Linked DNA regions of Homo sapiens: region 1 is linked to region 2. Evidence: chromatin contacts called from ENCODE Hi-C or POLR2A ChIA-PET data. All regions are on one chromosome and are shown on one strand. The core of a region is the stretch at or near the end of the contact, and the rest is flanking DNA. Distances in the headings are between cores, read along the strand shown.

Region 1 (6,825 bases), core at 2,450-4,949, 1.3 Mb after region 2:
CCACGCCTGCCCCCTTCAGCCTTTTCCCCCCTCCGCCGCATTTTTCCATCTCCCCTTGAGTGAGTGGATGTCCCGTTGCCTTTTCTCAGCTTTGCGCGACGTGGTCCCACAACCGTTGCCTTTTTAAGAGAGGCCCGGCCCATCCAGAGGGGGTGGGGCAGAGGCGGAGTCTGAGGAGCTGGGGAAGGAACAAAGCGAGGCCTGCGGGCGGCGGCTGGGCTCCGGCGGGGCCGCGGGGTGCGGGGCCTGCGGGCGGCGGCCCGGGCGGAGCGTTGGAGGGAAGGAGGTGGCATCGCCGTCCGCGCCGGCCCCGGCCATGAACGGGCTGCCCTCGGCAGAGGCGCCGGGCGGGGCGGGCTGCGCTTTGGCCGGGCTCCCACCGCTGCCGCGCGGCCTCAGCGGCCTCCTTAATGCGAGCGGGGGCTCGTGGCGGGAGCTGGAGCGCGTCTACAGCCAGCGCAGCCGCATCCACGACGAGCTGAGCCGCGCCGCCCGCGCCCCGGACGGGCCCCGCCACGCCGCCGGCGCCGCCAACGCGGGACCCGCAGCCGGCCCGCGTCGTCCTGTCAACCTCGACTCAGCGCTGGCCGCGCTGCGCAAGGAGATGGTGAGTGGGTGGGCGCCGGGCCAGCTGGGCGGGGGGCTGACGCGGAGGAACGCAGGGGACTGGGACAGGCGGCCTGGGTCTCAGAGGACTTGCAGGCACCAGTTGGGTTGCAAGGGTTATGGTAACAATAATTAGTGATAGTTACCAATTATGGCAGTAGTTACCATATATTTTCAAATGTTTTGCTGACGTTACTTCATTTCATCCGGCTAAATGGATAACCCCATTTTTTGGGTGAGGGTCATGACTAAAGTTGCATAGCTTGCAGGTGGTGCCTGATGTCCACAAAAACTTCGTTTAGGAAGGTGCGGGGAAGATGGGCTGGGGCCCACTATTCCAGGGGGCGGGGCTGGGCTGGGGTGGCCTGGACCCCAACTCCAGCCCACCCTCAGTTGTCTGCAGGTGGGGCTGCGGCAGTTGGACATGTCCTTGTTGTGCCAGCTGTGGGGCCTGTACGAGTCAATCCAGGACTACAAACACCTGTGCCAAGACCTGAGCTTCTGCCAGGACCTGTCATCCTCCCTCCATTCGGACAGCTCCTACCCACCGGATGCGGGCCTGTCTGACGACGAGGAGCCTCCCGATGCCAGCCTGCCTCCTGACCCGCCACCCCTTACTGTGCCCCAGACGCACAATGCCCGTGACCAGTGGCTGCAGGATGCCTTCCACATCAGCCTCTGAAGGGCTGGGGGGCAGGGGGCATGCACCCATGCAAAAGGCTCAGAAACTCCCCCTCCGGCAAGCCCTCAGACTTCGGAGCCTGCGCCTTCCCCCCTACCGCCTCACCTCACAGGAGGGCCAGGCATGTATTCCTCAGAGGCGAAACTGCCAAACTCTTTCTCCTGTCTTGGGTTGGCTGGCACTGGGGCGGGCATCTAGGGTACAGCCTCTGCTCATGGCACTGGGCCTCCAGTTCTTCCACATGTGTGCACCCCCAGCTTGGCCAACCCTCAGCCTTGCGGTGGGGCCCGAAGCATCTTCCCTTCCGCTTGGCGTCTCTGGGATTGGGATGAGTGCCTGGCTCCCATCTCCTCCTCACCTTTTGTTGCTATCGGCAGCTGCTGGCTCAGGGGCATCCCACCTCCGGGCTCTGGGTTCCTCTGCCCTGGAAGGGCTCCAGGACCCGTCCCAATAACCACCCACGGCCAGGAGGGCCAAGGCCCCGTGCTGGATATTTAAATTTAGGGGCCGGTCTCCAGGGCGCGTAGATAAATAAATACACTCAGCGTCGTTGTGCTCTGCCTGGCTGGCTCTGGGGCGGGAAGACCGCGGTGTTTGTGGCAGGTGCGGCCCCGCGCTCTGCCAGCAGGTGGCGCCCGAGACCCCCTCCCCCCCCGCCCCGCGCCGAGTGAAGGCCCTGCCGTCCCGCCGGGGCGGGGCTGGGGGCGCTGCCTGCTGGCCGAGCCTGGCTCAGCCGCCGGGTGACTGCGGTCGAGTCACTTCCCCTCTCTCGCCCGCGACCTCCGAGTCCCCCGCTCCCTCCTCCCAGTTCGCTTCGGGCTTTCCCTGCCTGCCGGGAAGGAAGGAGAAGGAGCCGCCCACCTTGAGGAGGGAAACTTTCCACCCCGCGCGGGGCGGGGTTGAGGCGGCGCAGGAAATGGGTGGCCGGAGTCGCCGGAGCAAGGGGCCCCGGCGGGGGCGGGGGAGGCGCCTCCGGGAACGGCCTGGGACCTCACGCCCCGCGGGTGGGAGGGAGGGGTGGCAGAGGCCGAGGGGAGTGAAGTCGCGGCACCTCGGGCCTTCCCGGAGGCCAAGCATGAGACTCCGCGGCGGTGAAGTTTGATTGGGGTTCCAGGGACCCGTATTCCCCGCTCAGTCTGTGAAGACCGCCGGCTCTCCCCACAGCACTAGCGGTCTTTACAGTTATCTGTGGAAGGTTTCTTAGGAAACCGGGGACCCACACCGCTGGGACTGAGAACCAAACCCAGTTGTCAAGCCCACCGGAAGAAGCCAGCACGTTCGGAGACAGTGGGTACTCAGCCCCCTACACGCGCACACGACACCTCACAACCTCCTGAAAAGAGGTGAAGCCGCACACCGAGGTGTGCGGACGAACAGCACATCCCCGCGCCCTGCTGCAGCCATTTGCCTCCTGGAGATGCAGCCCAGATGGCAGTCCTGGCACTCAGACATCCCGTTAAACCAAGTAGCAGTCACGCACCGGGCTCCTGTCCATTTACACACCTTGCAGAGCAGCGGGAAGGAACAAACTGACCTATTGCCCCAGGGCAGCTGACACCTGCAGAGGCTCATTACCATGCAGGGCGGGTGGGTAGGCGATAAGGGCTCTAATCTAGGGGTTCACAGCTGCTAACGCTCCAGGCAGGCTTTCCTGGGGAGGGAGAGTAAACATACACAAAAATGACACGTTTTCCCCATCCATTATAGCGCATCCCATTTAATAAGGAGGCATGGCAAAATCAGCCAGGCTTTCTGCTAAATGCCTTCTGAGGTTCATCCTCTCAGGGATTCCCTAAAAGGCGGAACTACAATTATCCCCATTTAATAGACGTTGAAACTGAGGCTCAGAGTGTTAGCGCTTTGCCCAAAGTCACACTTGGTTGGAGGTCAGTTATGATTCTCCAGCTACTTGTCGGGGTTTGGGATTATCTTCCCCCTTGACAGCAGAGTCAGGTTCTGAGGTTGGGCCACCGAGGTTACTGACGCCTTCCTGCTCTGGTTAAGACGTGGGTGGCTGCACCTTGGAGTTGAGAGCTGGTCCTCGTCCACATTCACAGTATGACTCTGAGCAAGTCCCTTCCCCTTTCTGGGTCTCAGTTTTCCCAGCCGTTGAAAGGGGGCCAGTAGTACGTACCTCCCAGGGCTGCGGGCAGGAAGGAAGGCGGCCCGGGCAGCGCTCTCTAGGGTGGCACCAAGTTGCTGGTTGCCCTCTCTCCACGCAGCCTCTGCGCGCACCGAGCGGGCACTGCGGTCGGGCGACACCCCTTCCACGCCCCCCTCCCCCGCCCCCGCTCCCGCTCCCGGGTCGCGGCGCGAGGCCCCGGAAGCCGGGTCGCCCCGCCCCCGCGCTCCTGCCCCGGCCCCCGCCCCGCGCCGGAGCCCCGCCCGCCTTCCGACGGGGGTGCGGCTCCAGGAAACGGCGCGCTCCCAGCTCCGCGCTCGCCACCCGACGCGCCCCAGGCGACCCCGCAGACTCAGCCAGACCACCCTGCGGGCCCCAGCGGCGGCAGCGGAGAGCGCGGTCCCGGGTCGGAGCCTGGGACACCTCCGCACGGACGGGGCGGGCGGCGCGGACAGGCCATGGGGACCCGGGCCGGGCCAGCGGTGGCGGGCCAGCGGGAGCCCCGGGCCTGAGAAGTGGGCGGCGGGGTGGCGGGGGCCATGACCTCGGTGTGGAAGCGCCTGCAGCGCGTGGGCAAGCGGGCGGCCAAGTTCCAGTTCGTGGCCTGTTACCACGAGCTAGTGTTGGAGTGCACCAAGAAATGGTGAGTGGGAGGGAGGCGGGGGGGCTCCCCCGAACTTGCTGGGACCTCATCCGGCCCTTTGAGCCTGAGAGGACTCTGCCCCCCCAGCCCAATGACCAAATGGGCCCCCACCCCAGCTTGGGCCCTGGTTCCGTTCCCAGGCTCGGAGATTCAGAAGTGCCCTTGCAATTTGTGGGACCCCTGGAGTTGGGGGCGTGGGCAGCCTTCCCTGCGCGGGGGTCAGGACTTTCAGGCCTGAGGTTCTGCCTGTGTCCACTCCTTCCTCAGCTGCGGTCAGGGCTGGGGGAGGGAGGCCGCATGTCTTGTGCCAGAAAGGTGGTTCAGGGTGGCATTGGAAAAGGGATCAAGTTTTGAGGTCTGCAGGTGGCTAGGGCTGGGGCAGGAGCCTCCCTGACCTTACTTAGTCCAGCTAAGAACAGAGATGTTGCCCCCTCCTCCCCTGCCATCTTGTTGAGCCAGAAGAACCCCTCCAACTCCCGCCTCTTCAGCCAGAGTGCTGGGAGGCTGGAAACATCTCCACAATGTCCTTAAAAGGGGAAACTGAGTGCTGGGAGGATTGAGGAGGGAGGCGGGGAGCAGCTTAAAGGGGCCTGAGGACCTAGGAGGTTGTGGGTCCGGGAGGAGAGGGTTGCGGAGGGCAAGGTGGCAGGGTGAGGGGTGATTCACCAGAGGGTGCAGGCCCCAGCCTGGACTACCAACAGGTTCAGGGGCATCTCGTTCACATGCCGCCACCCATAGCTGCCCAGGCCCCTGCGTCACACCCTAAATATACGTGCTTGCTGGTGTCAGCTTCCCTTGGCTGGATTAGGGCACAGCTGTGGGGGCCTCACCCGCCAGGCGGGGCTAAATTTAGGCTCCCCAGGGGAAGGGCTGGGGCAGGAAGGGACCATGGGGTCCAGGGGGAGGGGAGTAAGCAGGAGGCTGGGGTCCCTTGGGCAGCTGCCATATCCTTGGCCTTGCCCACACTGGGCCTGCTAGAGGGCCATTCACATCTTTCAGCAGAGCCTGGGAGAGCTTGGGGGCTGGCACTTGAACTCTGGCCTCTGGCTCCTGCTCCAGCATCCTGCGGGAGGCCAGGGAAACACTGGGCACAGCAGGCTGAGGGTGCCGGCAGTGTCAACGCAGCTGAGTCACAGGCGGCTGTGGGTAGGGCCTCCTGGGCTGCTTAGCCTGGAGCCCAGGCCGGGAAGCTGCCCCTGCCCAGGTTGCAGCTTCCCAGGAGGGCGTGCCCAGCCTGAGTCAGGCTGCCCAGCCAAGCCCTGCCCTCCCTAGGCACCCCCTGTCCGCTTCCCCTTTCTGGGAAGGCCCCTTAGTTACCCTTGCTCTGCCATCGCTGGCAATTTGGGCTTGGGGAAGGGAACTTGGCTCTGGGTTGGAGGGCTCTAGGCTCAACCGTGTAAACTTGTTTGGCTCCAAACCTCTGTGGGCCTCAGCATCCTCAGGGTTAACAGAGAGGCACTTATCCTGGCTTGGCCTCAGACGAACAGTGAGCTGGGCAAACCCCAGCATCACGAGAGGGTGCAGGCATGGGGCTGGGTACAGGCAAGGCCAGTTCGCGTGCTGCCCTGGGCCGGATCGTCCCCTCAAGCATCACCCCTCCTGGGCAGCAGTTGAACATCTAACCCCAAGGGGCCCTCTGCCCCCAGGCCCAGCCATGAGTCCACTCAGTGCCTGGGAATGGGCCCTGCGCAGCCATCTCTGTCCTCTGGCTTTGCCTCTGCCTCTCCTCCATGTCTGACCTGGCATATGCTGTTCAGCTTAGATGTCACCCCCTGGAAGTCTTTTCTGATTGCCCTCCAGGCTCCACTGTCATCATCTTGCCGAAAGCTGATCCTCCTTGGGACCCCTGCGCCCAGCAAAGGGCTGGACATGGTGGGCGAGGGATGGCGGTGTTGGTTAATGACAGGCTGACCCTCTGCTGCTTCTCCGGCCTCACCCCCAACTCTCTGCCCCTCTCTCTGATGTCACCCTCCAGCCGCAGACCCTTGGACTTGCCATTCCCTCTTTCTCCAGATCCTCACACAGCCCATCCCCCTGCCACTCATCTCTGCCCAGACACCCAACCTCAAGGAGACCCCCAGGGGTTCCCTCACATCACCCTGGAGTTCGCTTGTTAATTTATTTTCCTTCTTGACTGGTAGTCTGCCCCCACCTCCATTGTCCTCACCGGAAAGGTCTTGTCTCTCTTTTGCCCTCCTCTGTCCCCAAAACTGGGCTGGGTTTATGGTGGGCGCTCCACAAACATCTTTGTGCGAAGGGACTTCTTTTATCCCTCGTCTTTGTCTCTCCCTGTGTTGGAGTCTGCGTGTGTGCACGATGCTCACATGTGCATCTGTGTCTGGCATCTCTTGCCAGGTCCTTGTGTTTCTGTGTGTCTTGGTCTCTGTATGTGCCTGTCCCTTTCTCACTTGCTGTCTTTCCTCATAGTCCCTGCCTGCCCACACTGTCTGGGCCTTTGCCCTTCTGCTCTGGCCCCACCCTACCTTAGCAGCTCCACCCTGCACCCTGTGGCCCCAGATAAGGGGCTGCCCAGGCCCTCTTCTGGAGGAGGGGGAGGTGGGCAGAAGGAAGACCCTGAGGGAGCTGGGGGAGGAGGAAGAGGAGATGGGGAGGCAGGTGAGCCTGACCAAGCAGCCTGCTCCCTTTCTCCCTCCCCTTCCCCCTCCCCCAGGCAGCCAGATAAGCTGGTGGTGGTATGGACCCGTCGGAACCGACGCATCTGCTCCAAGGTGGGGAAGGATGGCAACTGGGGATCCAGGTTAGGGATGGGGG
Region 2 (4,578 bases), core at 2,079-4,578:
TCATTCCTTAAAGGGAAAATTGGCCTGGTATTTCTCTGGAAGTTTGCTCAGGGCAGTCCACCTGCCTCCCCACTGACCCCTGCCCCAGTCCTGTGAGAAACTAGAAAACACGGGAGGAAAGATTGGGCACAGGAAGAAGATGCCCTACTCCACCCCTGCCCCCTGTGTATCTCCTTTGAAGCTGGACCTCTGGTTGTCTGTCAGGGAAAGGACACCAGACTCAGGATCACTAACTCTCTTACACTGTGCCACATCAGACCCTCAAGGCCAGCAGGTATAGGCTTGCTGGTCCTGAGATGGGGCAGGGGGAAGAGGTGGGGAGCAGGGGCTGAGCCTGACCTCTCACAGGCCCTGTGCCCTGGTGGCAGCCCCCAGCACCAGGACCTCGCTGGGCAGCTGGTGGTACATGAACTCTTTTCCAGTGTCCTTCAGGAGATCTGTGATGAGGTGAGTGAGGTTGACCTGGACAGGGTGGTAGACATGAAGGGAGGGGGTAGGACTTGCCAGAATTCTACAGGTCTGGGCTGGCAGGAGGCCTGCAGGCATCTGGCCAGCAATGAGGGAAGAAGTTGGCTTTGCAGCTATACATACTTGGAGTGGAATTCTAGCCCTCAGTACCCTCTGCCTTGGATTCTTCTTCTTTTCTTTTTTCTTTCTTTTTTTTTTTTTAGACAGAGTCTCGCTCTGTTGCCCAGGCTGGAATGCAGTGGCACGATCTCTGCTCACTGCAAGCTCCACCTCCCGGGTTCACGCCATTCTCCTACCTCAGCCTCCTGAGTAGCTGGGACTACAGGCATCCGCCACCATGCCTGGCTAATTTTTTTTGTATTTTTAGTAGAGATGGGGTTTCACCTTGTTAGCCAGGATGGTCTTGATCTCCTGACCTCGTGATCTGCCTGCCTCAGCCTCCAAAAGTGCTGGGATTACAGGTGTGAGCCACTGCACCAGGCCGGATTCTTCTTCTTTTTTTTTTTTTTCTTTTTGAGACAGAGTCTTGCTCTGTTGCCCAGGCTAGTGCAGTGGTGGCATATCGGCTCACTGCAACCTTCGCCTCCTGGGTTCAAGTGATTCTCATGCCTTGCCCCGCCAAGGATTCTTCTTTTCAATGGAAACAATGATAAATATCTTGCCTACTCCCCAAGTCTGTTGAAAAAGGAGTAAGTGGCCGGGCGCCGTGGCTCATGCCTGTAATCCCAGCACTTTGGGAGGCTGAGGTGGGCAGATCACAAGGTCAGGAGATCAAGACCATCCTGGCTAACACGGTGAAACCCTGACTTTACTAAAAATACCAAAAGTTAGCCGGGCGTGGTGGCGGGCACCTGTAGTCCCAGCTACTCAGGAGGCTGAGGCAGGAGAATGGCGTGAACCCGGGAGGCGGAGGTTGCAGTGAGCCGAAATCGCGCCACTGCACTTCAGCCTGGGCGACAAAGCGAGACTCCGTCTCAAAAAAAAGAAAAAGGAGTAAGTGTGGCAGGGTGTGGTGGCTCACACCTGTAATCCCAGCACTTTGGGAGGCCAAGGCCAGCGGATCACCTGAGGTCAGGAGTTCGAGACCAGCCTGGCCAACATGGAGAAACCCCATCTCTACTAAAAATACAAAAAATTAGCCAGGCGTTGTGGCGTGCACCTGTAATCCCAGCTACTCAGGAGGCTGAGGCAGGAGAATCACTTTAACCTGGGAGGCAGAGGTTGCAGTGAGCTGAGATCGTGCCACTGTACTCCAGCCTGGGCGACAGAGCGAGACTCCATCTCAAAAAAAGAAAAAAAGAAAAAGGAGTAAGTGGGAGTCCCAGTCACTAAATTGACTTCTCTTGGGTGACCTTGGGCAACGTGTTCAATCTCTCTGGTTTTGGTGTACCTGTAAAACAAACATGCCCATCATCTGACATTCTGTAATGCTGGGTCCTTGATCTACAAGCTATAAAATGCTGTACACAGGTAACAGGCGGTTTTTCATTGAGACGGGCAGGGATGTGGGCAGTGGCATTGATAGGTGGGACCTCCCCCCACCCCACCCTCCACCGCAGGTGAACCTGCCGCTGCTCACCCTGAGCCAGCCCCTGCTGTTGGGCATCGCCCGAAATGAGACCAGTGCTGGCCGAGCCAGTGCCGAGTTCTATGTCCAGTGAGTAGGCTCGGGTACATGATCCTGGGTCTTGGGAAGGTGGGTGGTGAGGAGTGGGCTGAGGCAGCTGTGGCTCCACAGGTACCCCGCAGGGGCTGGTCACCCACTAAGCCACCCTTGTGTTCTTGTCCAGGTGCAGCCTGACTTCTGAGCAGGTGAGGAAGCACTACCTGAGTGGGGGACCCGAGGCCCACGAGTCTACAGGAATCTTCTTTGTGGAGACACAGGTGCAGAGTGACAAACCATCTTGCTTGGAGGCCAGGGCTGGGGCCTGCAGAGGCCTGGCAATGCATATCTTGTAGGGGAGGTGTTGGCTGGGTCACAATTCCCTCCAGAGTCACAAGATTTGCCCTCAGTGCAAGGGAAAGGTCCAGGGACATGTTCAGCCCCTTAACATGCCTCCCTAAGGACAGTGCAGAGGTCTCTGAGGCTCAGGAATTCTGGGCACAGCCCTGGCAGGAGAAGTGGCAAGCTTGAATGCCTGGGTCTCGTTGTCTCCCCACAGAACGTGCAGAGATTGCTCGAGACGGAGATGTGGGCTGAACTCTGCCCCTCGGCCAAAGGCGCCATCATCCTCTACAACCGGGTTCAGGGAAGTCCCACTGGAGCGGCCCTAGGGTCCCCAGCCCTACTCCCGCCGCTCTGAAAATAATAAACGACTTTATTCTTGGATTCCGTTGGCATCTGCTATTTCTGTAACAGAGAGGAGCAATGGGCCCTGAGTGTGTAAGGCAGGACAAGTGACTTGGGAAAAAAAAAAAAAAAAACCCGCCCAGCCTGTGTCCCCCTCTGCAAGCAGGGGATAAGAACTGTGCCTCCCTTTCTTTGCTGGCTCCAGAGAGGCTCCGGGGCGGAAGCAGCTCCGTAAGATATACCTCGCTGCAGAGGGGAGCAACAGCGGAACGGAGACACGGTGGCCGGGCCGAAAACGTCACAAAGCCGCAGAGAGCGGGCTCTGTCCCGCCCGCTCCCCAGGTGGGCGCCCGCGCCTGTCCAGCGAGTCCGCAGGCTGGGGGACCGGAGGCACCAAAGGCCAATAGACATGTAGGGGCGGGGTCTCCACCGATTTTTTTTTTTTTCCTGACAGGTGGACGTGGTCTTGGCATCCACGCCAATGAGAATGTGAGGGCGGGGCCTGAATAGACGCAGGAAATGGCGACGGCCGCGGGTCTGTGAGCAGCGGGGGCGGGGCCTGGTTGTGGCCCCTCCTTCTCCCGTCCCCAAGTTCCCTGGGTGGGAACGGGGTCTTGGGGTCCCTGGCTGGGTGGCCAGACCCCGAAGCCAGCGCTGGGAAGGGCTGCGGATGCCCGGGTCAGAGGAAGGGGCAGGTCCAAGGACACGCGGGTCTGGTCCTGGGCAAGAACCGCCCCCTCTCCGGGCCTGCTTCAGTCTTCCTTTGCAGAACAACGGGCCAGGCCCCTTCCCTCTGCCCCCGGGTGCTTGAAGTCTAGCCCCATCCTGGTCCAATGCGCTCTTGGTAGCCTCCTTTCCCAGCTGCCCGCCCGCCGCCATGCCGCCCTTACTGCCCCTGCGCCTGTGCCGGCTGTGGCCCCGCAACCCTCCCTCCCGGCTCCTCGGAGCGGCCGCCGGGCAGCGGTGAGTTGGGCGCGGGGGGCCGGCCCGGTTGTTCAATGGGTTTCTGTTTGCCCTACGTGCTGAGTTAGTTGTGGTCTCTACTCCGTGTCAGGAGGCTCCCAGGTTTGTCTCAGGTAACCCTCGCCTTCCCTGCTGAGGATCAGAGATAGAGAAGACCCCCAAGGTCATACACCGATTTAAGCGGCAGAGGAGGAAGTTTGAGTCCAGGTCAAACCCAACGCTCTTACCACAGCTCTAGTGGTTTCCAAGCATCGCTGTATCACTGTGCATAACCCTCTGTGGGGGGTGGGAGATGGGGAGGTGTCGGGTACAAAATCCAGATTCCTGGGCTCTGCTCTGGAGATTCTGAACTGGAGGAATCAATTGGGTGGGGGTCAGGAATCAGTTTCTTTCTCTTTTTCCTTTTTTTTTTTTTTTTTTGAGATGGAGTTTCGCTCGTTGCCCAGGCTGGAGTGCAATGGAGCAATCTCGGCTCACCACAACCTCCGCCTCCCGGGTTCAAGCGATTCTCCTGCCTCAGCCTCCCGAGTAGCTGGGATTACGGGCATGCACCACCACGCCCGGCTAATTTTGTATTTTTAGGAGAGACAGGGTTTCTCCATGTTAGTCAGGCTGGTCTTGAACTCCCGACCTCAGGTGATCCGCCCTCCTCGGCCTCCCAAAATGCTGGATTACAGGCGTGAGCCACCGCGCCTGTCCAGGAATCAGTTTTTTCCAACAAGTTTTTGGACTCCACTTTGAGAAATCCTGACCTGCACTATGCCTGAAACACTCCAAAGGGGGTGCTGATCTGGAGACAGATCTGTCCTGGGACCTGTTTCAGCCCTGTCAGCTCCTGGTGGCTGAGTTGAAGGGTG

What was found. A loop is a pair of places that touch in the nucleus more often than their neighbours do. ChIA-PET counts read pairs that join two places held with the same protein, here RNA polymerase II (POLR2A). Pooled maps may share reads with other maps.
Region 1: a loop to region 2 is called in a pooled map, with 4 times the contacts of the local background. The contact joins the promoter of EHBP1L1 here to the promoter of DNAJC4 in region 2. A Hi-C loop is called at or near these places in 3 of 37 single-sample maps with no recorded cell type and 10 of 50 pooled maps. POLR2A ChIA-PET finds 5 or more read pairs at or near these places in 1 of 52 experiments (activated T-cell).

The regions. Positions count from the first base shown.
Region 1 is chr11:65,572,354-65,579,178 of GRCh38, forward strand. It overlaps EHBP1L1 (EH domain binding protein 1 like 1), which reads left to right and starts at 3,700. Exons shown (of 19, transcript NM_001099409.3): 1 at 3,700-4,053; 2 at 6,725-6,782. The coding sequence starts at 3,950. FAM89B (family with sequence similarity 89 member B) reads left to right here and starts at 185. Exons shown (of 2, transcript NM_001098785.2): 1 at 185-607; 2 at 1,010-1,837. The coding sequence starts at 317. The coding sequence ends at 1,288. RefSeq lists silencers at 56-505, 1,785-2,304, 3,325-3,744, 3,755-3,814, 3,875-3,974 and 1 more and an enhancer at 2,675-2,814.
Region 2 is chr11:64,227,220-64,231,797 of GRCh38, forward strand. DNAJC4 (DnaJ heat shock protein family (Hsp40) member C4) reads left to right here and starts at 3,329. Exons shown (of 6, transcript NM_005528.4): 1 at 3,329-3,721. The coding sequence starts at 3,636. It overlaps NUDT22 (nudix hydrolase 22), which reads left to right. Exons shown (of 6, transcript NM_032344.4): 3 at 349-447; 4 at 2,028-2,125; 5 at 2,259-2,352; 6 at 2,631-2,797. The coding sequence ends at 2,771. LOC124902687 (a long non-coding RNA gene) reads right to left here and starts at 4,151. Exons shown (of 2, transcript XR_007062713.1): 1 at 3,949-4,151; 2 at 1,927-2,818. RefSeq lists an enhancer at 1-233 and a silencer at 3,670-3,729.